Linked DNA regions of Mus musculus: region 1 is linked to region 2. Evidence: chromatin loops called from intact Hi-C (ENCODE). Cell type or tissue: heart. All regions are shown on one strand. Each heading gives the region's core, and the rest is flanking DNA. Links, peaks and the distances in the headings are about the cores only.

Region 1 (15,218 bases), core at 5,072-9,071, 1.1 Mb before region 2:
AGCCAGGGCTACACAGAGAAAGACACGACTACAACACCCAAGAACTCTGTAACACAACCAAGAGACCAAACTTAATAATCCATGAGATAGAAGGAAGAGCTGAGAGAAAGAAAAACAAAATTCCCATGGTATAGTGAATCCTTTTCATGAAATCATAGCGAAAAACAACCAAACAATGAAAACCTTCAAAATCTAGAGAATAGACACCTAAACACAAGAAGAATTTAGGGTTCCATATACATAACCAGAGAAGAACCACTCCATGACTTCTTCTTCTTTTTTTTTTTTTTTTTGGTTTTTCAAGACAGGGTTTCTCTGTGTAGCCCTGGCTGTCCTGGAACTCACTTTGTAGACCATGCTGGCCTCCAACTCAGAAATCCGCCTGCCCCTGCCTCCCAAGTGCTGGGATTAAAGGTGTGTGCCACCACTGCCCGGCTCCATGACTTCTTTTTTTTTTAAATTTTATTTATTTTTTTATCTATCTATTTATCTATCTATCTATCTATCTATCTATCTATCTATCTATCTATCTATCTATTTAATGTAAGTACACTGTAGCTGTCTTCAAACACACCAGAAGAGGGCATCAGATCTCATTTTGGGTGGTTGTGAGCCACCATGTGGTTGCTGGGATTTGAACTTCAGACCTTCGGAAGAGCAGTCGGGTGCTCTTACCCACTGAGCCATCTCACCAGCCTCCATGACTTCTTATAATCAAAATATCAAACATTCATGGCAAAAGTATTAAAAGCCATAAGGAAAAAAGTCAATTCCTATACAAAGACTGGCATATTAGAGCAATATTATTTCTCTTATTGGCAACCAAAAAGCTAAGAAAGCATGGAACAATATGTTTAAAACCCTGAAAGTAAATCTGTACCAACTGAGATTGTTATACCCAGTAAAGCTATCTTTAAAAATGGCAAAGAAATAAGGCTATTTCAAGGCAAATACAAACTAAGGCTCAGGTACCCATCCCTGTAGCTGGTCTTTACTACTTTGTGAGTTCTTCTTTCTCCCACCCTTCAGCCTATATTCACTTTTTTTCACCTTTTCAACACTCTAACACTAGAGAGGAGAAGAAAAAGGATAGAAAGTAAAGGGGATGATGTTATTATTATACGACTTCCTTCTGAGTAGGGGCATCAAGTTGCTTGAGGTAGGTTCGATCTTCACCATCAGGATATCTAATTTCTCCTCCTTCTCCTTCTCCTTCTCCTTCTCCTTCTCCTTCTCCTTCTTCTTCTTCTTCCCCTTCTTCCCCTTCCCTTTCCCCTTCTTCCCCTTCCCTCCTTCCCGTTCTTCCCCTTCCCCTCCTCCTCCTCTTCTTCTTCTTTTTCTTCTTCTTTCCTCTTTATGCATGACTACTTAACAAATGCAACCAACAACCCATACTTTCTCTCAGGGCCCTAGCATTTATATACCCTCTGAAAAGTTCCCAGAATTCCAAACATCACACAATCTCAGAAACTATCTACTGCTGGCAAAAATCACACCTCTGTTAGAGCATGAGGCAAATCATAGCTGCTGTGGACAATCTGAAACAGCCCTATATCCCACACCTGGAATTAAAATTAAAACATATTCTTATAATATTTCTGTGGCTTTAATTTTTTTCCAAGTGGTTTTTTTAAAGTTTATTTATTTATTTATTTATTTATTTATTTATTTATTATAAGTACACTGTAGCCGTCCTCAGACACTCCGGAAGAGGGAGTCAGATCTCATTACGGATGGTTGTGAGCCACCATGTGGTTGCTGGGATTTGAACTCCTGACCTTCAGAAGAGCAGTCGGGTGCTCTTACCCACTGAGCCATCTCACCAGACCATTTCTGTGATTTTAAATAGAAACTAAAATGACAAAATTGTTACTACACATCCATAACAGAAAAGGTATCTAAAGAAAAACATGTGCACCAACTTACTCTTGCTAAAAAGTATTGTGATCCCACTCAATGCCTGAGATTTGGTTCTCAGTGGCACACATCAGGCATGATGGCTTAAATCTGCAATCCCAGCAGTATCAACGACCCTGAGAAACTTGTTGTGCATGCTCAGGTCCTATTCCCAGGCTCAGGAAGCAAGGCCCAACAATCCATCTTTGAACTGTTCTCCATGTAATTCTATAGAAGTTTCAAGCAACAGGGTCTGGGACTGGGGCTGGGGCTGGAGCTACTGCTCATTGATAGGACATTTTCCTAGCATGTGTCAAGCCCTGACATAAATATTTTAGCACTGCATAAAATATTTGAAAGATAACACAAATCCATATGAACATCTATTTTCAATTTTGACTATGAATTGGAATCAATTAGAGTCTTTAAAAAACAGCTATTTATACTGGGCAGTGGTGGCGCACGCCTTTAATCCCAACACTCGGGAGGCAGAGGCAGGCGGATTTCTGAGTTCGAGGCCAGCCTGGTCTACAGAGTGAGTTCCAGGACAGCCAGGGCTACACAGAGAAACCCTGTCTCGAAAAACAAAAACAAAAACAAAAACAAAAAAGAACTTGAAACACAGATGGCTTTGAGGCACCATGTGGGTGCTGGGAACAGAATCCAAATCTTCTGCAAGAGCAGCCAAAGCTCTTAACTACCGAGCCATTTCTCCAGCCACAACTGGAGAGATTTAACATTACACTTCCCTCCAAGATTCTGATTTAATTGATAAGGTCTAGAGATGGAAACTTTTAAAAAAGACATAGATAATATTTTATTATTTATTTATTCATTTATGTGTATACATGGTATATTTGCATGTAGTGTGCATGTGCAAAAGCTAGGGGAGGATATTGATGTCCTATTCGATCACTCTCAGTCTTAGTCTCCTGAGTCAGAGCCTTGAATTGAAACTAGAGCAAGGATGGCAGCAAGAAAGTCCTAGAGATCCTCCTGTCTCTGTCACCCACAAGGTTACAGGCACACATGCATACAACATCTGGCATTTTATGTGGATGTGGGGGATTTGAACTCAGATCCTTATGTTTGTGCAGCAAGCACTCTTACCCGCTCAGCTATTGCCCCTGCCCCAGGATTGGAATTGTTTCATAGTTCTCTGGTTGTTCTAAGGTTCATCAAAGCTGGAAATGCAGAGCATTTACTCAACAGCACATTAGAGATTGCTATGTATCTACATAAACTGGGCCCCACCCCAGACGATGGAATTGAAACCTCCAGAGGCTGGGTGGTGAGCATCTCTCTTTTAGTGCTGCGTTTTATTCATGCTTCCCAGTTGGTTCTAATGTGTAGCCACAGAGAACCATTTCATTATTGTAACTTTCTCAGCTTCTCTTTACTCGCGCCTCTCCCTTGAGGGCTCAAGAGTGAGGTTTCGGGTGAGCCATTGTGGGAAGGAATTAAGCAAGTTTGAGACCTGCCACTTAGAGAGGGCATGTGAATGTCTAGTCTTGCCCCCCCCCCCATCCTACATTTCCCAGTAGTACTGGGAAACAGCGTGTTCACTCACTGCTGTTCCCTGTGTCTGTGCGTACACGCAGCATTTAGGAGCAATTTGTTCCCAAGCTAGTCTGGCTAGCCGACTACTGGAGGTTATCCAATATAAACTTTATAAGAGGGATGCTATAATTTCTATAGGCATATTCATGACTTTTATTCAATTATTTCCAAATCTGGGCAAGGATTAGCCCCTAAGATCCAACTCCAGTCATAGAGAGCATAAACCGGCTGTTAGGCTGGTCTGCTTCATCCTCATCCCTATATTAGTCAGTCATCAAAGTGGATACGGTACCCAAAGTTCTCTCTAAAAAACGAGAAGCATCCCATGCTACTGTCCAGGGAACAAACATTATTCTAACCTTAGCCGACCCTGAGTGTGGAGTTTGCCCAAGGATATTGCTTTGCTCAGATTCAAATGACGGCAGTCAAGATGAGTGGGGCAATATATATTACTGAAGGAGCTTAAAGGTGCAGAGATCTTTGTAGGATGAAGACAGGAAACCATTAGGAAGTTCAAGAGCATCTCTAGGAATCCTACAACTCTGTCGTTTTGACCAATCTTCCAAGGGCCAATTGAATACATCAAACCAAACCAAGGGAGGACTTTCCATTTGGGAATTACAGGCCTTACCACCAGGGGGTGCTACCAACACTGGAAAGAAGACCTCCAAGGGATTCGCTGGAGGCCAGGAAAGTGTTTCAGCCTGAGCTCTGAGGACCCCTAGGGCTCTTCTGGTGCATCACAAGGAGCTTAACAATCCTTGGACACATCTGCATTCGGAGTTTTCTTAGTGTATGTAAATAATAATCAGTTTGGTTTTAAGACAGGACTTTGTTCTCTGTAGCATAGGCTGATGGTCTGGATCTATATATCCTAGCCTGACCTGGAACTTGTAGTGACTCTCCTGCCTCAGCCTCCTAAGTATTGGTGTACATATAAGCTACTATGTCTGGTAAGCCGTAAAACAACAATAACCCCCAACCCTCGATTTCTAAATTCCTTTAAAGAGGTTCCCACATCAATAGGAGATTTTAGTTGTGTGTCTTAACAGCAGGAAGAAACTAATAGTACTCTTATGTCATGTGGGGACCTGCTGATGTTTTCCCTAGGTAAAAAGGGTTCTTTATAATTTAGTGCTTTGAATGGTACCACCCATAGGTAAAAGATTGCTCCTGAGTCAGCTTTTGCAATCATGATATTGTAACATTAGGGAGAGAAAATGTAGGCTGGAGTCTGAGCTGTAGTAGTGTCATGATCAACATTGAAGTGCGTGTAACACAACAGAAATTGTTCAAAATATTGCACATAAACTTATGCACTTTTTCTTCTTACAGTCTTTCAAAGCTGCAATGATCATTGTCCCTATTTGACAGATAATTTGTCAAGAGAAATTATTAGGTCACTGGGGCGAAGATGCATAGATACTAGCGATGCGGGCGGGGGTGGATTTGGATTTTATAATTTCTTATCCAGACTAGTTCAGATTGTGCTATAAGAACAACCCCGGAGGGCTGAAGAGGCAGCTCAGTTATTGAGAACATTTACTGCTCTTGCAGTGGACCCAAGTTCAGTCTCAGCACCCACATAGATGCTCACAACCATTGATAACTCCAGTTCCAGGGGTTCCAACATCCCCTTGTAGACTTTACAGGCATTACAACACACACAGAACACAAACATACATGCAAGGAACACATTCATACACATAAAATAAAAATTTCTAAAAGTAGAAAAGAGCAGACATCCTTGAGTCTCAATAGCAATATTATCAGTTCTGTGTGGGTGACAAGAGGGTTCAGCTTATTGTGCTAACTCGAGGATCCAAGTGGTCATCCCTTTCCTGTTGACATGTATTTTCACTATCATAGCCATTACTCACTATTACCAAGACCAAAGAGTCTGAAACCCTGGAAATGAATGAATGCTTCACTTGGAAAATGATGCGTGCCACTTCTCAAATTTCATTGGCTGAGACAGCCACAGGCCACTCTCAACTTAAAGAGGGCAAGGAGATGTGCTTCTAAAATAAGCCTAGAAGCAAGAGAACCCGACTGTCTGCCATCCACAGTTATGCTTGGAGATCCTGAGCAAAACCTGCCATCTCTTAGCCTCAGTTTCCCCATCTGTGAATGATACTTTTATAAGGATTTCTCGTTGCGAGTGTAAATACGTAGGTTTGTTAGGACACAGCTTTTCTTCTGTGAACATACCCCAGAGATAGAGCCCCAGCCCTTGCTGCAAAGCACAGTCTATAGCAGATAGCAGATAGTTGTCTAGTTCCTGGGAAAGCTGGAGAGTTCTGGAGAGTTTGTGATGGTTTCTTTCTTTCTTCCTTCCTTTCTTTCTTTCTTTTTTTTTTTTTTTCGGTTTTTTGAGACAGGGTTTCTCTGTTTAGCCCTGGCTGTCCTGGAACTCACTTTGTAGACCAGGTTGGCCTCGAACTCAGAAATCCAACTGCCTCTGCCTCCTCCTTTTTTTTTTTTTTTTTTTTTTTTTTAAGATTTATTTATTTATTATATGTAAGTACACTGTAGCTGTCTTCAAACACTCCAGAAGAGGGCGCCAGATCTCGTTATGGATGGTTGTGAGCCACCATGTGGTTGCTGGGATTTGAACTCCAGACCTTCGGAAGAGCAGTCGGGTGCTCTTACCCACTGAAGCCATCTCACCAGCCCCCCTCTGCCTCCTCTTTACTCCAGATTCTCTAACCCTTTGAATATAGTCAGGTCAGCAGGCCAGTTTACCCTTTCTCACTTGTAAGCCACAGAGACACCCGAGGATGTCTGTTGTGACTCATAGATGAGCTAAGCCACAGAAAACACTCCTTTGCTAACCACAAGTGCTGAGGGTGGTTCAGGGAAAACAAACAAGCCAACTCCCCCAAATCTGTGTTTGTGTTCGAGAGCCTGTGTGCCCGCACTGGGAGGCCAGAAGTTGCCTTCGGGTATCTCCCTTAACTATTCTTTTTCTTTCTTTCTTTCTTTCTTTTTTTTTTTTTTTTGGAGAATACTCAGTTTTTGAGGTAGGGTCCCTCACTGAGCCTAGACCTCATCGATCGGCTAGGCAGACTAGTTAGCAAACCAGAGAGCTCTTCTCTTCTCCAGACTCAGATTACAGCGTTGGCTCTGGTGGCCATCCTTTTCTGTTTTATGCTGGGGAAACTCAGGTCTTCACGTTTGTGTATCAAGCATTTTTAAGGACTATGACATCTCCCCAGTACTCTCTCACCGCAAAAGAAGGCATTTCTCAACTTTCTATGCAACATGGCTAAACTCCTTTTTGATTGCCCCTTTCCTGTGGGTCATCTCTGATACACCAGGCTGAACAGTGAACTGAGTGGAAACTATTTTCTTACGGGTTTCCTCTACCAAAGGTTCTGCCTATTACTGGACACACTGTGACTTCCTTGTAGAATTGGATCTGTAGCCCTGCACAGGCTAGCTCTTCAGGCCCTCAGAGCTTGTGAAGCTAAAATAAGGCCAAAGAGGGGTGGGGAGGGCACAGGTAGGGAGGAAAAGGAGGACACTTGAAGGCTGAGGGAACAGATGTCCGTGCAAGGAAGCACAGCGATCGTTAACACTGCCTGGAAGGGAAAAAAAAATCCACGAGGCAGAGAGGTTGTGGCCAGATACCTCTAGGGGTCTCTGGTCAAAGTCCAGAAGGAAAAGCAGGGTTTTGATAAGGGGTACTAATAGGAAGCTCAAAAGCAGGGTCTAGGGTATCCATTTCTGAAGCTTCGAGCAGTAACGCATGAAAGGCAGGATGGGTGGGGGGAGCATTGTTTTCTCAATGCTTCCTCTAATTTCTGAGCGCTAGGATCCCATAGAAGTGAGAACTGTACTCCGCCGTCTTCCCCCGTGGGAGAAGGAGCGGGTGGAGTCCCCGCCTCGCCCCGTCACGTGGCCAAAAGCGCCCTTCGCACGTGACCGCCCTTGTGCTTGGCCAATCAGCCTCTGCAGGGGCGGGGACTTGGGGAGGGGGGGGAAGAGGGCCTCTTCTCGCGAGCCTTGCCGCCGGTGCTCCTGGCCCGCCCACGGCCGCCAGCGGAGGTCTCGCGAGGCTTGGACGCTGCGGCGGTAGGAGGAGGACAGGGAAGGACGGAGCTCGGCCGCGGCTGCCTCCCTCGTTCACTCCCTCGCGCGCGCGCTCGCCCGCCCCCTCCCTCCCTCCCCTCCCTTTCCCCGGCCCCGGCCCCGGCCCATTCGCTGCGCGCTCTCCGGCTAGGGAGGATGTCGGGCTCGTCGCTCCCCGGCGCCCTGGCCCTCTCGCTCTTGCTGGTCTCTGGCTCGCTCCTTCCAGGGCCAGGCGCTGCTCAGAACGGTAAGCCGAGGGGCCGGGGGCGGGTCGGGCGGGGGCGCCCGGCTCTGGCAACCAGAGGGGCCGGGCCCAGGCCTGAGGGGGATGCCGGAGCCGGCAGCGGGCGACCCGGCTGAGGCGAGGAGGTGCTTCGCGGAGAGGTGGAGGCGTCGCTTTGGTGCGAGCCCGGGGCTCTGTAGACAGGTCCGCGGCGTAGGGCTCATCGCGCACCGGGAGCTGGAGTAGCGGGGGCGGCTCTGGAGAAAGCGGCGGGAGACAGGCGTTCGAGTTCGAGCTGGCGGAGGGGTGGTGTCGGCGAGAGAACCGGGCTCCGCGGGCGCTGACACCCGGGATTCTACTGGGGCCCTGGAACCCGGGTGACATTCTGCAAAATGGGAGGAGGGGGGAAGCTGGGGTCAAAAGGATCCCGTAGAATACCTAGAGGCAGCAGACTGCTTGAGTCTCTCAAGGAGAGGGGTTAGTGAGCGATTCGGGAAACCTTGGATTTGGGGGTAGAGGGAAGGTGGGTGGAAAGATGGAGTGGGTTGACTGCAGTAGGGGGACCTGGAGAAGAGAAGCAGCAGTGTCTCCAAACGAGCTGGGGGAAGAGGATTGGGTTTTGCCAAGGAGGGTGGAGTGCTGGGCATTCTAGGGTAGCGGTTGGGAAAGCAAAAGGGAGTTTCTAAATAAGGAGAGGAAAATGAGCAGAGGATGCGGGGAAAGCTTTAAAACCGAGGTAGAAGAAATATCAGGGAAGTAAAGGGTGCCTGGGTATAGTGGTGGGAGTGGGGGAAGACGGAAAAATAAGGGAAGAGAGTAAAATGCAGGAAGTCGGGGGTGTAATGTTGCTTTGTAGCGCGGCGGATACATTAGGGAGGGGACGAGTTGTGGCAAATGCTTTATGATGCTAGTTCGGCCTTTGGGGAGGGCTGGGACACAGCCACATCTGCAGTGGTGGGATTGAGGGCAATGAGAGATGGTGGCAGGGGAGATGGAGGAAGTGGGCTTTTAGAACTGAAAGTTTCAAGATTGCAAAGATGTTATTTCTGAGGAATATGAATGTGGTCTCTGGGTTGGGTTTAAGGTACAGTGGAAGTGAGAATTGGGTTGCGAACTGAAGCTCTTTAGAGAAGATGGTGAAAGATAATAGGCTTGGGGAGCTAAACATGACAGATTCTGTTGGAATTGTCACAGTCCGTTGTTGAACCGCACATTCAGATACAAACCTAAAGGGATAATGAACCTAATTCAGCTATTGTGGAAACAACTATTAGGAGGTTTAAAGATTTCTATTTTAAACATGAAAAAAATTAATGAGAAGTTGGTTAGGGATAGGGAGCCATACATTAGTCATTAGTTTTAATCTCTGAATTTCTTCGTTGTTATGCTAAAACAATTTGAAGTGGCTTTCATTAAAACAAAAATCAGTCAGAGCCAGTGGAGTTGAGTATTTTGAAGACAAACTGAGCTTAAAATGCTAGCGGATACAGTAATAATGTATCACATTTAGTATTGGAAAAAAAGTCACTTTATCAAATATTCCCTTTACAAGGGAATTTTATGCCCCATGGCTTTATTACTTCATGAGCCAGAAAGGAAACATTTGTTTCTTACATTGAATATCCTAAGGATATGGACACTTCCACCCCCTTTTCCTTCAAGTATGAAGCTGTAGAAGGGAAAGGGTAAAGTTAGCCTGATTTGCTCCCTCTATGCTTGGTATCTATGTATATAAATATGTGTTATTTATCATAGATGTGATAACAATGTGAGTTTAATTCTGATTTCAGTTATTTGTGGAAATAACAGTTTCATTTTGCACTATAGATGAGAGATTCTTGATCTTAGATACTTAATCTCTGCTGGCATAAGTTATTTCTGATGATTTATAATATGGTAAATTGTAGTTTCTTAGCAACTAAGGCAAGGTTTTTGGATAGGCCTACAAAGACTCATCTGCTCTTAGTGATAATATGTTCTAAATACAGCATAGTACAGCCTTTCCCTTGAAATGAGCTTGGATTTAGTCACATGACAGGGCTAGTAAAGTGACTATGAACCCATAGTTGAGCTAAATGAATGTAAATTGAATTCATGAAAGAAATGGTTACTTCCCAGTTTATATGGTTAAGGATGCCATTTTAAAGCTTTCTGTAACGTGCCTCAGTGATATTTAAGGTTTCTGTTGATTGTAGTCCTGTAATAGTCTCATTTTGTGTCCTCAAGTGTTTTTACTTTTTTAAACAGTGAAATGAGATACCATGTTATATACCACATAGTATTTAACTATTAGACATACTGATAATAAAAATAATGCTTTGGAAAATCAGTTGTAGAGTCACTGTTTCTGGATTGAAAATGTGGCAGTTTAGATTAGGCATGTAGAAGTTTTTGAAAAAGCTTCTGTTTTTGTTATTCCTTAAGTGAAGAATTTGGTATAGATGGCCAGCAGCATTTCTTTTTAATTCCAAAAGGAATACGATCCATTACCATAGGAATTCAAGTACATTTTACTTTTCATATAAATATTCAGACTTGTAAGGTCACAGTTTCATATAAAACATAAAAATTTTAAGGTATTCAAAGGTTTTAGGTTAAAATTGAACATTAAACCAAGCTCATGATCTAGAGCACAGGCTTTGGACACAGATAGAACTGGTATTTTGTTTTGTGTGTGTGTGTGTGTGTGTGTGTGTGTGTGTGTATAGAGAGTGGTGGGAGGGAGAGAAAGGTGAGAGAGAGAGTGTGTGTGTGTAGATACTAGGGCTCCAACCTTTGTACATACTAGGCAAGCATGGGACCATTGAGCTTTGTCTTCCCAAGGATTGGGTTTGAATTCTAATTCTCTACAGCTAAGTGACCTTGAGTAAGGCAGGCCTTAGTTTGATCTGTGAAATGGGGATTACAGTTAGTCCCATAGGGATGATGTAAGGATTAAATGAGGTAATGAGTCTAGTTGGATTTCATTTTGATACTATTGCAAGTCTTAGTGTTAGCCATAACTATTATTAAAAAGTAGCATGATTGCTTTTCTTCTTATGTGTATTAAGCATTTATTAAAGCTTCTGTCATCATGAATACAAGTTAATAATAGGTCATTTGAAGGTCCCTTACAGAGATTTGTGCCAACCATTTTGCTGCAATTGAAATTCTGGTGAGGAAGTTTATATTCTGTTTGATTGTCTGGGAGATTTCATGGTATTCTTTTCTCCTGACCATGCCTGCAAATGAGTACATTTTCATAAGGGTCAGGTGTAGCCTTTTTATAGAATACCGTTGTTGTAAGAGAAGTAGAATGTAGTACCTGGAAGATGAGGTTTACAGGTGTTAGCTGAACGAATGAATGTGGGATGGAATGTGAAAATGTAGTATGTTCTTCTGAGACTTATTACATTAGATAATTAATACTGTAGGGGCAAGTAGAGAATCTAATGAGTTTTATTGTTAACAGCTGAATTTGAAGAAACCATTTTGCTTAGGTGATTCTTAGCTGTGAACATTATGCTTACAACAGTGCTAGTATCTGCACTAGGTGGTTTATGAGTCTTTTTGTCAAGTGCTGTTAAGTTGTTTGGCAGTTTGCTTTAGACTATCTTTCTACTTAGAGAACTGAAATAAGTATCAGAAAGATAAAATCTTATGAGTGATAGCCGTGGCATCACATGTATGACAAAATGTCAAGCAACAGATTTAAACATAGTTAAAATATTATTTGACTAGAATAAAGAACCTACCTTTGAATAAATAAAGTTTTTCCTAAGGAGACTGTACGTCTTTAATCTCTTTGCACATATTTGTCAGGGGTCTAGTAGGAAAGGTCATCTAACTACAATAGAGCCTATTTCTTGGCTCGTCTTCTAGTTATTGAGTCCATGTTGAGAGACAGGTTTGAGTGTGTGTGTGTGTGTGCGTGTGCGTGTGCGTGCGTATGTAAACACAGAGCTTAACCTATGAGTATGCCAAAGTTTTAACAGAAAATGATGTGCTCCACAGTTAATTTACTTGCCACAAATTAAGATCTGATTTCATTGTAGATCTGATTTCCTGTGAAATCTTGAAAAATTAGACTTACAAGAAATTTTTTGCTTTTTCAATATGGTTTTGCTGTAAAACATTTCCTTGTAGGCTCTAAGGCAGCGGTTTGTGGGCTGCGACCGAAACAACCCTTTCCCCAGGGGAGTCACATATTGGATATCCTGCATATCAGATAGTTATGTTGTGATTCATAATAGTAGTAAAATTACAGTTATCAAGTAGCAACAAAAATAAGCTATGGTTAGGGGTCAGCACAGCATGAGGGCCTGTATTAAAGGGCCACAGCATTAGGAAGGCTGAGAGCAATGCCTCGAAGGTAACATGCTACTGTACTATTGTTTTAATTTCATTACACATAGTTCTTTTTAGTGCTGAGATTAAATTTAGGGCTTCTCAGATGTTAGGCAAGTGTTCTAACTCTTGATCTTAATTTAAAAATTTCTTACACTTATTTACCTGTGTGTATGTGTTTCTGTGCATCTGTGAGTAGGGGTTCATTTCTTGGTACACCTGTGCAAGTGTTGTCTTCTACCATGTAGATTTTGGGGATTGAAGTCAGGTTGTCAGGCCTGGTGATTTGGTGGCAAAGATGACCACCTGTGACTTACAAAGGTGCTCTGTGAGTTTGTATGTTTTTAATTAAAATGTTCGCCGGGCGTGGTGGCGCACACCTTTAATCCTGGCACTTGGGAGGCAGAGGCCAGCCTGGTCTCCGAAGTGAGTTCCAGGACAGCCAGGGCTACATAGAGAGACCCTGTCTCGAAAAAAACCCCAAAAAAACAAAATAAAATGTTCTTTGGAATTCAGATCTATGAGAATGTTTGTTTTTTCCTTTGTTTTATTTTTATTTTATATTTTATGTTTTTGAGAAGGTTTTTGCTGAGCAGCTCCTTTCCTTGAACTTAGATCCTCAAACTTTACCCTCCTGAATGCTAGGAAGTATAAAGATTTTTTTTTTATGCTTTTGGAAAGAGAAGGGGTGCTGTTATCTGTTAAAATGAAGTATATGAGCAAATGAGTGACTGTTGAATACCATACAGAAGGTATTCGGTGAAATTTTGATAGTTTGCTAATAAAATTACAAAGAGAAGCTTTAGAAAAATGGATTTTGTGAAATAATTTCTGTTGTTTAACTCATCCTGTCCTTTTTTTGTCATCGTTGTTGTTGTTTTTTGAGACAGGGTTTCTCTGTATAGCCCTGGCTGTCCTGAAACTCACTTTGTAGACCAGGCTGGCCTGGAACTCAGAAATCCGCCTGCCTCTGCCTTCTGAGTCCTGGGATCAAAGGCGTGCGACACCACAGCCGGCAACTCATCCTGTCTTAACTCGTTGTGTACAACAAGAGCACAATCCGGACAGGATCAAATATAAAGAATGAGGTTTTGAGAGGAAGGGAAAGCCAGAAGGTTGTAGTAGGATAAGGAGAAAAGCTGGATGTTTGAATAAGGAATGCATGGATCTTCATTTGAGAAACATCTGGAGGAGCCGAAGCTGCTAGAAGGAATAGTAGGATGGGGCAAGAGAAATGACTTTCAGTGGTTAAGAACGCATACTGTTCTTCCAGAGCATGAATGTAGCTCCCAGCTGCTTTTGACTCCAGCTTTGGTTTCCATGGGTACTTGTACTTGTGTGCACATACACATGTAGACACATAATAAAAAATAATAAGAGTAAATCTTTAAAAAATTGTAGAGACTTTTAAATAAATTGGCACATCAAAACTGCAAAAGTGGTGCAAAAGAGCACTTCCTGTGAACAACTTGACTTTGATAATGACTGTGAACAAAAACATTTTACATAAATGGTCAAATGACATTAATAATGTAGAGTTTAATTTTAACCTAGGATAATACATTTTAAAACACAGTTGTGAGGCCTTCGAAGACTTTTTTTAATCTTTTTTTTTAATTTATTTTATGTATATGAGTACACTGTAGCTATCAGAAGAGGACATCAGAGCAGGGCAGTGGTGGCGCACGCCTTTGATCCTAGTACTTGAGAGGCAGAGGCAGGTGGATTTCTGAGTTCGAGGCCAGCCTGGTCTATAGAGTGAGTTCCAGAACAGCCAGGGCTACACAGAGATACCCTGTCTTGAAAAACAAAAAACAAACAAACAAAAAAAGAGGGCATCGGATCCCATTACAGATGGTTGTGAGCCACCATGTAGTTGCTGAGAATTGAACTCAGGACCTCTAGAAGAGCAGTCAGTGCTCTTAACCACTGAGCCATCTCTCTAGCCCACACCAACTGTTTTAATCACATTCAAGTGTTTCCTCTTATTCTAAAAATAATTAAGCTTAAAATACTTGTCAGTATCTTAAGACCTTTCCTGGTAGAATGCTGACTAGGCCCAGCGCAGGAGTTGGTTAATGTTGCTTCTCTTTTCCTTCCCTGGCGTATTTTTAGATGGGTGGGTTTGATCATATCTTAGCTGTCTTCCAGTTCTAAAAATGACTTCGTTATTAGACCCAGTGTAGGTTCTACCTCCAATGGGTCTGTATAAGCTTCTGTTTTTATAAGTTTTTAGAAACCTACTTTAGGGATGATGTACTGTTTTGAAATTTGACTTTTTCTGAGTATTCTTCAAATGGTACTTGCAGTTCTTGTTTTAAGGAAGACAGAACAGTAACTGTTATGGAGATTGCAGCTCAGTGCAGATATTGCCAGTGTGAATTAAAAACAGTCAAGAAACAAACATTTTTGCCTGGTAGGTATTTGTATTCCCGTTGGTTGAACACTGTTTGGTTAATGAAGAGATAATGAAATAACACTTTTTAATTATAAATTATAAATTTTATAATTACTTTTAAAATGCTATCCTTTGAGGAAATCTGTTTCTGTATATGAGTTTTTTAAACTATATATCTAAAATGCATTTCAAATCTTTTTGTTGTGGGTAAAAAAAGCAACCCAAATATCTGAATTATATCTGAGGATATTACTAAGTTAATAGCCCGTAGAAACAACACATAAAACAAAAAAATATTTTGTGTACATGTACACATGTATACATGTATATGTTGAGTGCATATATGGGCCCTCAATGCGCCTCAGTGTTTGTTTTGAGGTCAGAAAGCAACTTGTAGGCCAGGCAGTGGTGGTGCAGCCTTTAATCCCAGCACTTGGGAGGCAGAGACAGGCGGATTTCTCAGTTCGAGGCCAACCTGGTTTACAGAGTGAGTTCCAGGACAGCCAGGGCTATACAGAGAAACCCTGTCTCTTAAAAACCAAGGCGGGGGGTTGGTGGGGGGTGGGGGGGAAGAAAACAACTTGTAGAAATTGATTCTCTCCTTACACCAAGTGGGTTCCCAGGATTGAATTCAGGTCATAGAGTTTGAGACTAGCTTAGGTTGCATAGCAGGACTCTTTCTTCAAAATGTGTTTATGCGCACATGTATGCCTGTGACTCAGATGGAAGAATAGTTTATTA
Region 2 (15,218 bases), core at 6,948-10,947:
TTGAGGCCAGCCTGGTCTACAAAGTATGTTCTTGGATAGCCAGGGTTGTTACTCAGAGAAACTTTGTCTCAACAAAGAAAAATGGTAGAGAATTTATGCACTGCAATAATGTAGAAATGAAAGAGAGTTGGTACTTTTTTTAAAGGTAGGATTCTTCAAGGTGGTTGTCATTGTAACTATCTGTGGAAAATCCATACAGAAGGACTTAGCCTTTTCCTTTTATCCTGACTGGCCTGTCTTTTGTGTAACTTTAAAACTACAGTATATTGAACTTCTACTTGCTTTCTCTTAACTCATATATCTGACTTGTCATTTGATTCTGAGGTATCCTACTCGGCTAGGTCCCTCTTTCTTGAGTTATCTGAGTTATGTTATTTGGTGTACTAGAACCCTTTAGTGGTTCGCTGGAGTTTTTAGAAGATAAACCTTAGTTGCTTTTATAGCCTAAAAACCCTGCTTGATCTGAACCTAGTTAACATCTGTTTGACCAAGCCAGCTCAGTCAGTCAACAGGTTCTCCAGGGCAGGTGGAAGGATTAAAAGAGAGAGAGACAATTAGACACATTGTAGCATGACTCCAGCCAGTTTTGAGGCTGAGGTGGGTTTATTTTTCCCAATCTTTTATATCATTTTAATTACATGCAAGTAATAGGGTCAGTTCTAGGTTAAGAAACAAGCAAGACAATGAACACACATAGTCAAGGAACAAACAAGGCGATAAACAAAGTGATCACTGTTTCTAAGGGCTTGTCAGGATGACCAAGATATCTGAGCCTACTTTCCTGCCCTTGCCCAAAGTCATATTCTTTCTTGAAGCCTATTTTTTTGTTCGGATTTCTGCCTGAGCTTACTTCCCTGTCCTGGACCAATGTCAAATTAGGCCCCCAAAAGCTCATCACATTAGTTACATCATATTTTCCCATTTTCCTATTCATTATAGTATGTGCAAATTAAGTCCTGTGGTTCTCTCTGTCTTTATGCTTTCCATATTCTATTATACTAATTCTTCCTTACCACATCAGGGCGTTTTCAAACTCTGAGTTAGGCTAGTTCCCCTTCACAGGGTTCACACAATGCTCTATAAGGTATCACAACCCTCACCATACTGTGTTGTAATTACTTATTCCTTGCCTGCAATCTCCACCAGACTAAATTCCATGTGGAAAAATAGTTTGTTTTATTCACCACTGTGTCACCAAGCATCTTAGGCTGGTATTTGGCATATAGTAAGTACGTCAGTAAATATTTAAGAAATGGGCGAATTAACTGAGTTTGTTGTTTTCTGACAGGAATGGGCAAAGGACAGCACAGGATGCCTTCCAAGGATGAGCTGGTCCAGAGATACAACAGGATGAACACCATCCCCCAGGTATTGCTCGTTGGCTCTGCTTGAATAGGAATCTTCCCCTGGATCCTGCTAAAAATAATGGACGGGAGAATCGTAGAGCTGGGGTCATTGTGGGTCATTTACAGGCATTACATATGCTGTAAGATCTTGCTCTAGTCATATGTGATCTATGTTGTATGCATGAAAGCAAAGGTAGGTTTTTAAATGAAAAGATGAACTTGGAAGCTGTGGACTCATTAGGTGACTGTATGTAAGCCAACAAAGGGTTGGAGTGGGGCTGGGAGCTCAGGAGACAGAGTTCCTATCCCTGTCATCCCCATCATCAATAACCAGCCAGCCATTTTGAGACTAACTCTAACACTTTACCTTGCTCTGCTTTCCTTTGCTTCTTTCTGTTTTAGACCCGATCCATTCAGTCAAGGTTCCTGCAGAGTCGGAATCTAAACTGTATAGCACTTTGTGAAGGTATGCAACTCACCCAGTTCATGTCTTTTTGGAACCCTAGGCCTTATTTCTGATGCCCCTTTGGCACATGAGTCTGCCAAAAATTATGTTGAAACATCATGTCCTTCTTCCCTACCTAGACTGTCTTAACTTTACATCTGTGACTTCTGGCTCCTTTTCTCCCAGTGATTACGTCTAAGGACCTCCAGAAGCATGGGAACATTTGGGTGTGCCCTGTGTCTGACCATGTCTGCACAAGGTTCTTCTTTGTGTGAGTCCAAAAGCAGCCCTTGAGATTCCCTGAAGAGTGAGGGTGGTGGACGGTGTGGGACTGCTGAGGATGTCCTCTCTTGTTGTCTGAGTCCGCCCGTGCTGTCTAATTTAGGCACTGGGACTTCTCCTTGGGGACAAGGATAGCTTATTTGGGGCTGTGTAGAGGAATACTGCTAAGCTGATCCCTTCATCCTGAAGAACAATGACAAGATCTTTGACTTTAGGATGAATGGTCATGTTTTGAAGCATATTTCCTCTGGTAGGCATTATTTTGTATTATGTTTCCTCTTATGCTTACACTTGCCCTGTCTTTGGCAGATATGAGGATGGGCAGGTGGGCGATGCCAACATTAATACTCAGGACCCCAAGATTCAGAAGGAAATCATGCGTGTGATCGGAACTCAGGTTTACACAAACTGAGGGGGCCCCAGCCCTCGTACCACCCTGTTACCCCAGGATCCATCTGCCCTTGTAAAAGGACTCAGGAGCAGCAAGTGAGGCTGTCCTGAGAAACTCAAGGGGCAAAAAAAGTATAGAAGAGGTGGCCTTCATGGTGGAGATTGATCCAGGAACTACTCCACATTTGGATGGCCCTGACTGACTCCCACCCCTGATTTGCCCAATTGACTTCACCCTGTTTGTAAATAAAACAATAAAATGGAAGGTGCTGTGGACTGGATATGATCACTGTGGTCTGACTAGCCTCGACCCAACACCTAGCCAAGGTCCTAGGTAAGGGTTTTTATTCTGAGAGTGGAACTATTTGTGTTTCATGAAGTAAAAGATGCATTGTTTGGAGCCAGGCGTGGTGGCACATGCCTTTATTCCCAGCACCTGGGAGGCAGAGGCAGGCAGATTTCTGAGTTCGAGGCCAGCCTGGTCTACAGAGTGAGTTCCAGGACAGCCAGGGCTAAACAGAGAAACCCTGTCTCGAAAAACTAAAAAAAAAAAAAGATGCATTGTTTGTTTAGTTATTCTTTTGTATTCTACAGATATGTTAGTATTTTTTTAAAGAATCATTTATTTTATGTTTATGAGTACACTGTAGCTGTCTTCAGACACACCAGAAGAATGCATCAGATCCCATTACAGATAGTTGTGAGCCACCATGGGATGCCCGGGAAGTGAACTCAGGACCTCTGGAAGAGCAACCAGTGCTCTTTAACTGCTGAGCCATCTCTCCAGCCCCGATGTTAGTATTTTTAATGAAAAGATTAAGAGGTGAAGTTAATCAGTTATGTAGATGAAACAGACAGGTTAAGAATACAACTGATGATGGTTACTCAAGATTTAAATGGGCCTTTGAAGCCAGAATTTTTTTTTTTTTTAACCTTACTCAGGGCCAGCTGCTTTCTACACAAAACCAGCCCTGTCAGCCATGCTTGCTCTGTATCTCAGATGCTAGGCCCTTACTTTTCCCCCTGTCTGGCCTTTAGTTGGGATAAGTGAGGTGAAGGGATAAATTGACAGGTGCGAGAAAGCTGAGTTCTCTAGCGGGAAGTCCTTTAAGAAAGGCTCATAGCCTGTGGGTATAGTTCCTTTGTAAAATGCTTGCTTAGTGTACTTGAGGCCCCAAGGGGGCCAGGGGCCATCAGGATTTGGAGTGAGAATTCACCAGGAAGAAGTTGGAATTCCCTGAACAGGTAGGTTATTCTGTCTTGACACTGGATAACCATGGAAGGTTTGGTTTGTCTTATTAAGGAAGCTTCTGGCCTTTCTTACTTGTTCCATGTACCCAAAAAACTTAATTTTTAAGATAAGGTCTTGCTATGTAGTCTCGTCTGGCCTACAACTCACTATGTATAAACCAAGCTGGCTTGGAACTCACAAAGAACCACCTGCCTTGGTCTCTCAAGCCCTGGAATTAAAGGCGTCGCTACCATGCCTAGTTCCCTTATTTAATTCTAAGCACAGCTGAGGTATGTTGAACATTTCCAAATATTAATGAAAACCAGATATAAATACAGAAAATACCACAAAGTTCCTTTAAAATCCTAGCCTGCCTACCTTTTCTTTCTTTTCTTTTCTCTTTTCTTCCCTTTTCTTTTCTCTCCCTCCCTCCTTCTCTCCCTTCTTTCTCTCCCTCCCTCTCCCTCTCCCTCCCCCCCTCCTTTTCTCTCTCTCTTTCTTTCTTTTTTTTAGGATAGTTTTTCAAGACAGGGTTCCTCTGTACAGCAACCCTGGCTGTCCAGGAATTCACTTTATAGACCAGGCTGTCTTTGAACTCACAGAGGTCTGCCTGCCTCTGCCTCTCTAGTGCTGTGATTAAAGGTGGGCACAACACCATGCCTGGCAAAAGCCCAGCTTTCCAGTGATAACAATTTCAAATTCTACTATAGCTATTGCTTTCAATAAACTAGTTATTGTCTTCTGTGACCTTTATTGTATGTCACAACACCTTCTTACCTAGGTATCTTACTTGTGTTGTGGTTCCTGACATTTTGAACAAGTCAATACTACTCTTAAAGACCCTTCCTGAAGAACCTACTTCATTATCTTCCTAAGTCCTTATGACTAGTACATTATAAATGACTATGGTAGGGTTCATCTACAGTCTCAGCTTATCTTCTGGGGGCTAAGGCAGGAGAACCAGTTAAGCCCAGGATTTCAAAACCAATGTGAACAACTGACCAAGAATCCCATCTCAAAAAGGAAATAGCGAGTATATTCTAACACTCTTCTAAGACTCAGGCCTAACAGAAATAATAGTTCACCAAATGACTATCAGTGGACTCATGCAACTGAAAATCCTCCTGAGAAGACTTTGTAACCCATGATACCGTATCAGAGATTACTAGCATACTTTAGTTCTTATAAATTAGTTTCCAGGTAGTGTGCAGAGTACCTTAATATTTTGATAACATCTTATACTACTGTGTTAGTATATGTTGTTGCAAGCATGCTACATATATATTAACTCCTAATTCTCATAAAAGCCTCAGAAATAGGCCCATTTTACAGATGAGAAAATAGTCTTAGAGGATAAGGAATTTGCTATGTTCCACAGCTAATCATAGTAACCTGATTCCAGAATTCCTTTTCTGGTTCTGTGATTATAGCCTCATTTACTGCTGATAGCAAAGATAGAAGATACATTTTCTTCAGAGACCGTAAATGTATCTGGAGCAATGGTTCTCAACCTCCTTAATGCGGCAACCTCTTAATACAGTTCCTCATATTGTGGTGGCCCCCAACCATGAAGTTATTCTTGTTGCTACTTCATAACTAAGTTTGCTACTGTTATAAATCAGCTGGTGCTCTAACTCCACCTTAGGTGTGGCTCCTCACATGTTATATAGCATTTTTGGCAGTTTTAGAAATTAAGAAAAATTTCCTACTTATAAACATTTTTATATCAATGAAATCATACATATTTTATAGTTCTCCACTGGAAAACTAATCTCAGAAGTTCATAATGCCTGATAATTCAAAACATGAGATTAAAAAATTCTAGCCAAAATCAAGAATGCCTTCTGAAAGCAGGGGCTGTGGCTAGGCTGCAGCACCTCTGCTTAATACATAAAAGGTCTGGGTTCATTCCTCAGCAGTATAAGGAAGAAAAAGCCTTATCTGACAGAAGAATGCCTCTACTGCAGAGAAAATTGCTTGGTAGGGTCTGGTGTTTTTACCTGCTCACAACCATGGAGGAAGACTTGGGGGCCTGGCTACTTAGAAGGTGAAAGGGCTGGGGTCCTTAAAGACAAGTGTGAGCTACAGGACAGCATTCTTCACAGAGGCCAGTGACAGCCCACCTTTCATTTATCTGAGTGTAAGCAATCTTGCCTCACGGGTCAGGAAAAGGAACTGTTTTCCTCAATGCTAAGTAGAGAGTATATTGGACTCAAAATTTAAAAACTCCTTGAACTTCACCTTCCTTCCTATCCTCGGTAGTTTTCCATACAGGCTGGGTGTGGCCATGACTCAGTTTGTGGTAAGGATGTGGCCATCAGTGGGGGAGGAGCTTCCTTCTGCCTTTAATTCTATCTGGGAAGGAGCAGCAGTGTCTGCTGCTGAGTCATTACTGGCTCTCACGGATCACAGAATTATTCTGGATAGACCTAGTGATATCTTGGCTTCTTATAGGTGGTGAGGAGGAAGTTCTGTGGATGACACAATTCCACTGGAGCCCTCCAGCCCCAGGGATGAGAAAAAGGTAGGCTTCAGTTCATTTAGATGAACTACTAGCTTCTGGAGCAAAGGACTTTCCACAAATTGAGTTTCAGAACACCTCACACTGTCACCACCATTGGGCCAGAGATGCTGCCCTCTTAAAACTTTCTGCAGAAATAACTTTGCACAGAAGAGGACCCGAAGTCTTTTTAGTTCTAGTTGTCCTTGGAATGAGTGAACCAGGCAGCCAGCCTGTAAGGGCAGACATAGTGTGAAGAACACATCTAAGGAAAAGGTGGCACCTCTTAGGAAGAGTGCACTTGACCCACTGTTTTCCTGTCTTCGCTTTTTTTTCCCCCCTCAGAATATTCTTTATTGTTTGGTTTTTTTGAGACAAGGATTCTGTCTATCTCTGGCTGTCCTAAAACTCATTCTGCAGACCAGGCTGGCCTCAAACTCAGAGATTTACCTGCCTCTGCCTCCATCCAAATGCTGAGATTAGAGTAGTGTGTCACACCGCCCAGCTGCAGAATATGAAAGTTGTCTAATATACAATTTTTCATTGATCATTTTTAAAGTCCCTTATTGGAAAGATAATTATTTTGTCTGATGATGAACAGTAGCCACAGTGATCATTCTGTACTTCCACATGGATAAAACTCATTTCTTGAAACATAGGTGTTTCTGAGGTAATAGTTTTAATATTTCTGTGGTGTCTGATTGCCCCTGACTTAGCAGCAAACCTGGGGATATATGTCCTTTAGAATAATATGAAGTCATAGGAGAGAGGGAAGCATTGAGTTGGGCACTGTTGGACTCATTCACATATAATTAACTGATCAAACTCCACCCTGTGAAATAGGGATTGTCCTCAAGTTACTTTTAACGGACTGTACATGTTAAATTATAGGTATAGTCTATAGGGCTAGTGATTAAACTAGAACAAAGATAAGATACAACCTAACTATGTACTCCTCTATACCATGCCGATTTCTCAGCAGAAGCAAGATAGTAGGAAGTTACTGTGACACATTCTGTCATCTAATGAGAACACTTCCCATAGACCCCATTTGTGTAACTGTCAGATCATTGAAGCCTGCAGATGAAGAGCAATTCTTGGCTAGCACCAATTCTCCAGTTTAATGGATATTCATGTCAGTCTGGGTCCATATCCAGATTGGCCTGGAGTTCTGCCTCAGTCCCTAAGTGTCAAGGTCACAGACTTAAGATCACCAAGCTTTGTATCTAGATTTGTGGTGATGGTAGAGTTCATTAATGCATGTGTGCGTGCATTCCTCTGTGTGTGTGTAAAAGAGGAGAGGAGAGAGAGGGAGGGAGAAAAAGAATGAATATGAATCTATAACCGAAACCCTGACCTGCGTGGGCCTAGATCTGTGTGGCTCAGACTGACTTTGGCCTCTTGAGCGTTGGAATTACAGGTGTGAGCTACTCTGCTTGACGCACAGTATGCACAGTGGACCTCAACATGAGTAGATAGATAACTGTCACCCTGTTGAACACTATGGTTCTTTTGTGTGTGTGTGTCCAAGGCACAAAGAGGTCATTTCTTCTACCCCCTTCTCTTGCAGAAAGGAATGATTTCCTCCACAGATATAACCTCCCCCTCCCCAACTTCATGTTCTTTCCACCATAATAACCAAGCATTTACTTCCCTAAACTAAGGGGACCAAGGGGACTTATAGAAGAAACTAAAAAACTTTATTTCACTACAAATTGCATTTATGTTACCCTTCCCTCTAATCAAAACTGACCGAAAATGGGATGAAGGCCTGTGATTCAACTACAAAGAAGTGTCTGCTTGAAATGGTCACACCCATCTTTTACCAAGAAAAACAAAAGAACAAAACAAAACCAAAAAAAATCCAAAACCTAAGGTACAGTCTTCCCATTTAGAATGTGGCAACATTGTATCTGCTTTCAAAACTCTGCGGAATGAAGACTAGTGTTAACAGTTGGGAAATTAGAAAATACTTTGTAGGGAAAAAATTGTTAATGCCTCCAATACTACAAATTTAAATACATACACGCCTGAGTCAAAAACCAGTGTTGACTCCTGCATAGATAATGGCTACACGTAGGTCCAGTTCTGCACTAATTACCTTGGATTGGTTTGCTGCGTCCAGGTCCAGGCATTTTAAAAGTGCAGGATTCGAGACTCAAAGTATTAACATGGGTCCAATCTAGCCCTCCTTATTAGGAGGTCGCGCTCACGTTCCAAAGAGAGACTTAAGTTCTTCCTACCCAGCCTCTAAGTCTGGAACCCTCTAGGAGGCAGCCCAGACCTTCCACCACTCTCTTGCTCCCATCACCCCAGCTTCCCGTTCCGCTCAGCCTCAGAGGGTGTACTGGGGCGGGCGCCGGGAGGGTGGAGAGTCTCCGGGCGGGGCTGGAGGAATGTCCGTGGACCTATAAATCTGGGCACCGCCCTGGTAGGCCAGGGCAGATGGGGAGACCTGGGCAAAAGGCCAAAAAGGGAACATTTTGTAGCCGATCTAAAGCAACAGGTGGCGGTGGCGCCCGGGAACCTAGGGGTGGTGGTGGCGGCGGCGGCGCTGGCCCGGTGGGCGGGCCTTGCTCCCTCACCACTTCCCCATTGGTCAACAGGATAACCCTTGAGCAAATTTGGTCTACGATGTCCTTCCGCCACGGAAGGTAGTCCTCCTCAAAAGGGCAACCTGCTTGTCCCGCCTACCCTGAGCTTCTCTCAGGAGGTGCGGGCGCCCCGTTGAGAGGCGGGGCGCCGCCGGCCGCAGCCCGGATTGGGCGAGGGGCGGGGCTGCGGAGGGATTGCGGCGGCCCGCAGCTGTGATAACCTTGAGGCCCAGTCGGCGCAGCCCCGCACAGCAGCGACTCGTCTTCACTTGACTGACGTCCGCTCTAGGTATCGCAGCAGGAACCGAAGTACGCCCGAGGTGAGCGGGGAGAACCTAAGCCATCTGTCCCCAGAGCCGATGCCCACTGGTGTGTAACGCAGGCCTGCCTGCCCACGCGGGACTCAGGCGCCAGGCATCGAGCATCCCACTCCGGGTTGGGGAGGAGCCACACTTGAGTCCAAGTCTTAATCCTCCAAATTGAGGGTGGCCGGCTAGCTCCTTTCCCACGGTCTCATTCTGCTCTCTCTTCCATCTCAATCTGGTTCCAGCCTCTTATCTTACTATTGCTATCCTCGCCACCCTGTTCTCGCCCTGCTCCGATGCTCGTCCTCCTACATCCACTACGACTTACGACCTTCCTCTTAGCTCTGTGCCCTCATAATTCGGTGCCCTCCTCTTAATCTCTACTTGAAATAATTCCCCTACTCACCCCACCCCCACCCCCCATTCAGCCTCCGCGTTCATCCTCCTTTCAGGTCAGCGTTCTCTTCCCGCGCCAGTGTTCGCAGCTCTTCGTCGCCCCTCCCCCCTCCGATCCGGTCACGTCCGCGCCGCAGCATCCTTTCAACCTCCATATCCTCGCCCCTCCCCCTCGCAGCTTTTCCCCTCCCCCCGCATTCTAGTCACGTCCGCGGACTCCTCGTGGTCCGGTGCATGGAGGTAGGATGCAGTCACTAGCGGTCCTTGGTAATGCAGCTACAAGTTACGTAACTTTTGTATTCCCGGTGGCCTGGCAAGAAAGGTTGGCCGCTATTGCTGCCTGTTTTGTGTGCCCGCAGATTTTTGGTGGTGGGCACGGGCCCTCATTGCTCTCGCGCTCCATCCTGCGGCGGAGGGGCGGCACGTACTGCGATGCGTCTGATTAATCGGTCATGCTGCTCCCACGTGCTGGCGAGGGGGAGGGTGGGCGATCAACCCATACCCGTTCCCGACAGAAACTGGAGCCCGACGCTACCAGAACACACATAGCCCACAGAGCTCGGTCTAATTAGGGAAGCAGATTTTGTCAAGTCAGTGCTATGAGGAAGATGGGGCTGCATGCACAAGGTGGCCGGCATACTGGTTTTGAAAAAGCCGGGCATCTTCTAGTCTGAAGGCTATAAAGACCCAGTAAATACCCAGTCATAGTAAGATAAGAGCTCGACCACTTTTTCCAAATCCAGGACACTGGTAGTTTGGAAAAAGTGAACCTTATAGTGAAAATCCAGTCGTGCATGGAGGCAGCTAGGTTTTGGAATCCGGTGTGATCTATTAATATTCTTAGGTTTGGCCTCTGGTCCTGTGTCACTCCAGGCTGCTAAATTACTGGTCTCCTTGTAAGTACGGGCCATCCTCGATGTAGTGACTAACCTCGGGTGAAATATCCAGAAGGGCATGCATTATATCCTTTTGGTCAATGAATGAAGTAGTTACCTTGAAGGCTACCAACTTGATTCTGTCTCCTTACTATTTTTATGCACATTAGGGGTAAGCTTGGGGAGGCAGGTAGGCTCTGAATACCCAGTATGCCCATGGAAACAAATTCTCTCTGGAATCCCGTCAGTGTTTACAAAGTAATTAATGTTACATTGCAGCTCTCCTGAGAAAGAGCTATCTAAAGGGAGAAATCTGTGCAGCCTTTGTCTTTGGCTGTGAGGGTAGAAACAAAGAAACAGGTACCCAGATAGAAGCCTTCCGGTCCTCTTTGTTCAAGTAAGCCTTTTATGCCTTCTGGCTTGTAGGAAGTTTGGTACTGTTGCCCCAACAGTGGGGTGGGGGGGCTCAGATCAAGACTCAAGGAAGCATTGTTAGCAAATAATTTGCCCTCTGATGGCCTGATTATGCTGTAGGAAAGGCAGTGAGGGTGTTCTTTGGGAAAGTAGTGTAAACCATCACCGGGTCTGGGCAAGATGACTCAACCTTTCAACTTTGCGGCTTTTGAGAAAATTTTCTTCCTTGGGTGAGTGAGGGGACCACACTTGTTCTCTGAAGTGTTGTAAGGTTCCCTCTTTTTTAGTGAGTCAAATAGCGTGCATTTTCCCTGAATTAAACATGTCTCACTCAGACTGAGTGTGGTGGTTCAGCTTTAATCCCAGTACTTGGGAGGAAGGCCTGTGAGCTTGAGAACATGGAGCGGGTGATACCCTGTTTCCAGAGGTGGCGGGTATCACCTAAATGAAGGTGACCATAAGAGTGGAAATGTGGAGTGGCTGCTTCTAGACGGCATATTTTCATTCTTGAATGATTGGCACAGCAGCTTTTCATAGAACAACCAGTATCCAGATTGGCAGTTTCTCTCGAGGCATTTCTGAATTATTGCTTAAGCCAAACTATATGAATACTAATCACTTATTTAGTACATAGCTATTTTCATTTTAAGCATTATATTTTAAATTATTTAATTTGTAGGGAAATTTGTTAAGAACTGTTTGCCAGCACTCAGGAGGCAGAGGCATGCAGATCTGAGTTTGAGGCCAGCCTACTCTACAAAGTACCAAGACATCCAGAGCTACACAGAAACCCTATTTTGGGAGTGGGCTTTGGTGGAAATGTATCTCAACCAGGTATAATGGCCCTTGATCCCTTTATTCCCGGTGTTCTGGAGGCAAACTGGCAAATGACTTTGAGTTTAGTCCAGCCAGTGAGTGACTTGGCACATTTCATAGCTGACTCCAAACAGATTTATGGGGGCTGGGTATGCCATCTGTGTTATATGAACGTGTTGGTCACAGGAAACGCTATTTTATTTCTTAAAGCTGTTAATTGCTTAATATTGAGTGGAAGGGATGAGGAAGCGGCTATGGACAGAAAGGTAGAAAAAGCGTTTCTTGCCTTAAACTCACATTGGGTTTTTAGCATCTTTAGCTTTTTTGCAGCAAGTCGACACGAGTTGGGCAAGAACTAAGCTGGAGATTGAGGTAGAGGAAAATGACTCATTTGTCTTTCAGTTTCTCAATCATCTCAAATACCCACAGGCAAGTTAACTGGTGAGTTTTTTTTTTTTTTTTTTTTTTTACTGCTTCTGGTAAAGGACCGAGTCATCTCTGTAAACTGCACTCATGGAGACTATAATAGGAGTAGATGACTGTATGACGAAGAACATTCTTCCTGCCCTGGAACTTTCGTGCGTCTTGAAATTTTTAACCAAGAGCCAGACTTACTTTGGCTATGTAGTAATCAGGAGAGGTGAGCCCCACGTGCATCGTGGCCTGCAAAACTGCTGGATCTTAAGGCCTAGTGTAGCTACTCAGGTTTGGAGGTGGTCCCAGGGCACCACCAGCTGTGCTGTGAGGCCACACCCCTACTGTGGTTTGTGCCTGTCTGCACGTAGGAGAGAGGTCTGGGCTGCAGTACCTTAAGTGGCCTCTAGGGAGCTCTGAGCATCTCCTGAGGCCTGCCTCCAAAGGAAGCTGTATTCCTTCTAAATGTGTGAATAACCTTTAGGCCATATTTTGGCCTTAAAGTACTGGTGTCTCCAGTGTAAAAGACTTTACCCTTTGCCATGCCCACTTTGGAGGAGTCAAAGGTTTGATTTGATGTAGAGAAGGGCTGGGTGTGGTGGAATGTATTTTTAATCTCAGAGAGACAGGACAGTCAGGATTTGTAGAGTCCTTGTCTCAAAAAAACAAAGTAGGGAAGGGGCTGGCAATGTAGATCTGATACAAAGCCATGGTCCATCCCTACTACTACATAAAATGCACATAGTAGCACGTGTCTGTAATCATACTGAGCAAAGGACAGTGGGATTGGAGAAGTTGTGAGTTGGAAAAAACAAAATGGACTATGAACTGAATAAAGTCAGAATGCTATTTAATTAAGTTTTGGAAACTATAAAGATAAAAAGTCAGTGTTGATGCTAAGTTCTGGGTGGGAGAAATGGAGTCTTTAGATCCCACTCCTTGGGGAAAAGGCGGTCGTGCAAGCCTGCGGGCAGAAGTAGTAAGTAGGTCAGTGCTCTTGGACAGCTGGTGCTGCCTTCCTTCCGACTTTAATCACCCTGCCCCCAACTGTGGCTCCGGGCTGAGCCGGTGCCTCCTGTTGCTGAGACCATTGTGCATTCTGCTTACACCTGGTTCTCTGGGCTTCTGAGCCAGGGTCCAGAGCATGGGCAGCATTCCCGGAAACACTGGCCTTGCTAAGGAAGACCGCATGTGCCAACCGGACAGAAACTTCTGCAAAGTCACCTCCTTCCTGCTCTGGCTAGTTCTCCGCTCTGCACAGCTGAGCTAGAAGCCAGGAAATCCCTTGCTTTGAGGAAAGTAAGACCTTGTCTTAAAAATCAAATAAGCTGGGCCGTGAGGCAGGCAGATCTCTCAGTTTGAGGCCAGCCTGGTCTATTGAGTTCCAGGACAGCCAGGGCTACACAGAGAAACCCTGTCTGGAATCTGACTCTCAACCCCCAAAATCTCTGCTCAAGTGATCTGTACCCTTGATACCGCACATTTAATTTTGTTGTATGCTGGGTACTGTGCTCCAGGCCTTACCACTTTCTGGGGATAGAACTGTCACCTGCTTTGACCCTGGTGTTGGCTTCTCATTAGGGTCACTGATAGCTGGACAGCAGCCTTTCTGATGGATGAAGTGAGATGATCTTGGGTACTGGGGAAAGTAGGCTTGGGGTGACATCAGAGAAAGGTTGCTACAAAGCCCTGTTCCTAGGCCAGGCTGCTTTATTAGGGCAGCAATGATTTGGACCTACGTGACGATGTCATTGGTGGGGTGAGGCATGACCTTCCAAGAGTGTTGGCTCTAAGAAGCAGGGTGGCACCAGGCATTTTTGGTTTGGGGATTTTTTTTTTTTAATGACCTTTGTTCCTGACACGAGGGAGATGAATGTGAAGGGCCGAGGAGAACTGCCTGAGACAGGAAAGGGCAGAACCAGGTAATCAGAGCCAAGCTGGGCCTGTGCATGCTCCAACCTACAGCCCAACTGAGGCCTGGGCTGGTGTCTCCTTTCTCACAGAGGGGCAATGGCTCTGAAGAACATCCTGCTTCAGGGGCTCAGGTTCAAGAGTAAGGCTTCTGCCCCAGGGCATGGTATCTACTGCTGTCGTGGGACACACCGGGTTTCTGCTGCCGGCTGGAGGTTGGCTGTGCATGTGGGTGCCTCCTGAGGAGGAGGATGCTGTAGTGAGTTGGCTGGCATGGGTGGGGCCGCATGTCCTGGCAGTCACTGCTATCTATACAAGTATTTGGCCAATAAGGCAAGTCCTGCCCAGGGGCCCACCTTACCCTAAGGAACAAGGCTGGAGCTGCTGTCCTGGGCCAGAAAAGACTTCTAAAAGGGTGTTCTATTTATACTATACTATAGATAGGTGGTTGGCTGGAGTTGTGGGGCTCTGGAGGCCATGCAATGGGCAGAAGAGCTGTGGGAGGGAGGGAGGGGCTCCAGGTCAGAGCCTTGGGAGTGAAAATAGCTGGGTTCTAAGGATGAGGTTGGTAGGGGACTTGAAACCCCTGTAAGGTTTGTTAGAAGTCTGTTTAATTGTGTCCATCCATTGGAACACATGTATTTTCATTTGTCACTTTGTATATGGTAGCAAGGTAAGTCTACTCTGCAGACTTTAGGTTTAATTCTAGATAGAGAAATGGGTTGTGTGTGAAATTTTACCTGCTAAATTGCATCCTGAGCCCTGGAGGGCAGCAGTGCTTGTCTGTTGGAACATCCTTGTTGCACAACAAAGTTCTGTCAAGCCTGAGACCGGTCAAAACAGGAGAAGAAAATTGCATGGAACTGATAGGTTGTGGTCATGAAATTTTTCCATGGATTAGCCACACACTTTTGGGAAGGTGACTTTTAAAGTCAGTGGATTAAGTTGCCCTTCCTGGGTCAGTGAAGCTGCCCTGCTGAGCACTTTTGAGGGCATAGAGAACACACATCTATCACTATATTTTAGCAGGGTAATTCTGAAGGACACGGCTGATGTCACAGTGAGCTTTATAGGGTGCATAGAGATAAATGTGTCATTTTCAAAGACTACTTAATTAACAGTTTTATTAATAAAGGACACGCTGGGCAGACAGAAGTGTAGTAAGATGCTGTCTCAGAAGAGTAGGGCAGTAACGTGATACAGGCTATCATCCAAGGTGGAGCAGCGAGGGTCAGTGAGATAGCTTGGAAACACACACAGGAGCTTGCTTCTGATGGCTCCAGTGCTTCTGTCCCCAGA

Evidence for each region. A loop is a pair of places that touch in the nucleus more often than their neighbours do. Peaks named below come from ENCODE experiments on the same cell type or tissue, not always from the same donor. Only the 100,000 strongest peaks of a DNase experiment are listed, where the experiment ranks them.
Region 1: a loop joins it to region 2, with 20 times the contacts of the local background. A loop is called at or near these places in 1 of 42 quality-filtered maps.

Annotation. Positions count from the first base shown.
Region 1 is chr9:58,574,750-58,589,967 of GRCm38, forward strand. It overlaps Nptn (neuroplastin), which reads left to right and starts at 7,491. Exons shown (of 9, transcript NM_001357751.1): 1 at 7,491-7,777. The coding sequence starts at 7,687. In heart, for the core only: CTCF peaks have their summits at 6,020 (motif pointing right), 7,103 and 7,307; DNase peaks (open chromatin) are centred at 7,452, 8,382 and 8,572; H3K4me3 peaks cover 2,527 bases; H3K27ac peaks cover 2,529 bases.
Region 2 is chr9:59,647,542-59,662,759 of GRCm38, forward strand. It overlaps Pkm (pyruvate kinase, muscle), which reads left to right and starts at 9,035. Exons shown (of 11, transcript NM_011099.4): 1 at 9,035-9,108. It overlaps Gm51708 (a long non-coding RNA gene), which reads right to left and starts at 8,365. Exons shown (of 4, transcript XR_003948336.1): 1 at 8,296-8,365. Parp6 (poly (ADP-ribose) polymerase family, member 6) reads left to right here. Exons shown (of 24, transcript NM_001205239.1): 21 at 1,289-1,368; 22 at 1,749-1,812; 23 at 1,978-2,062; 24 at 2,383-2,749. The coding sequence ends at 2,485. LOC115487221 (a long non-coding RNA gene) reads right to left here. Exons shown (of 3, transcript NR_165179.1): 3 at 15,027-15,218. In heart, for the core only: CTCF peaks have their summits at 8,475, 8,681 and 9,894; DNase peaks (open chromatin) are centred at 8,820 and 9,840; H3K4me3 peaks cover 2,963 bases; H3K27ac peaks cover 2,953 bases.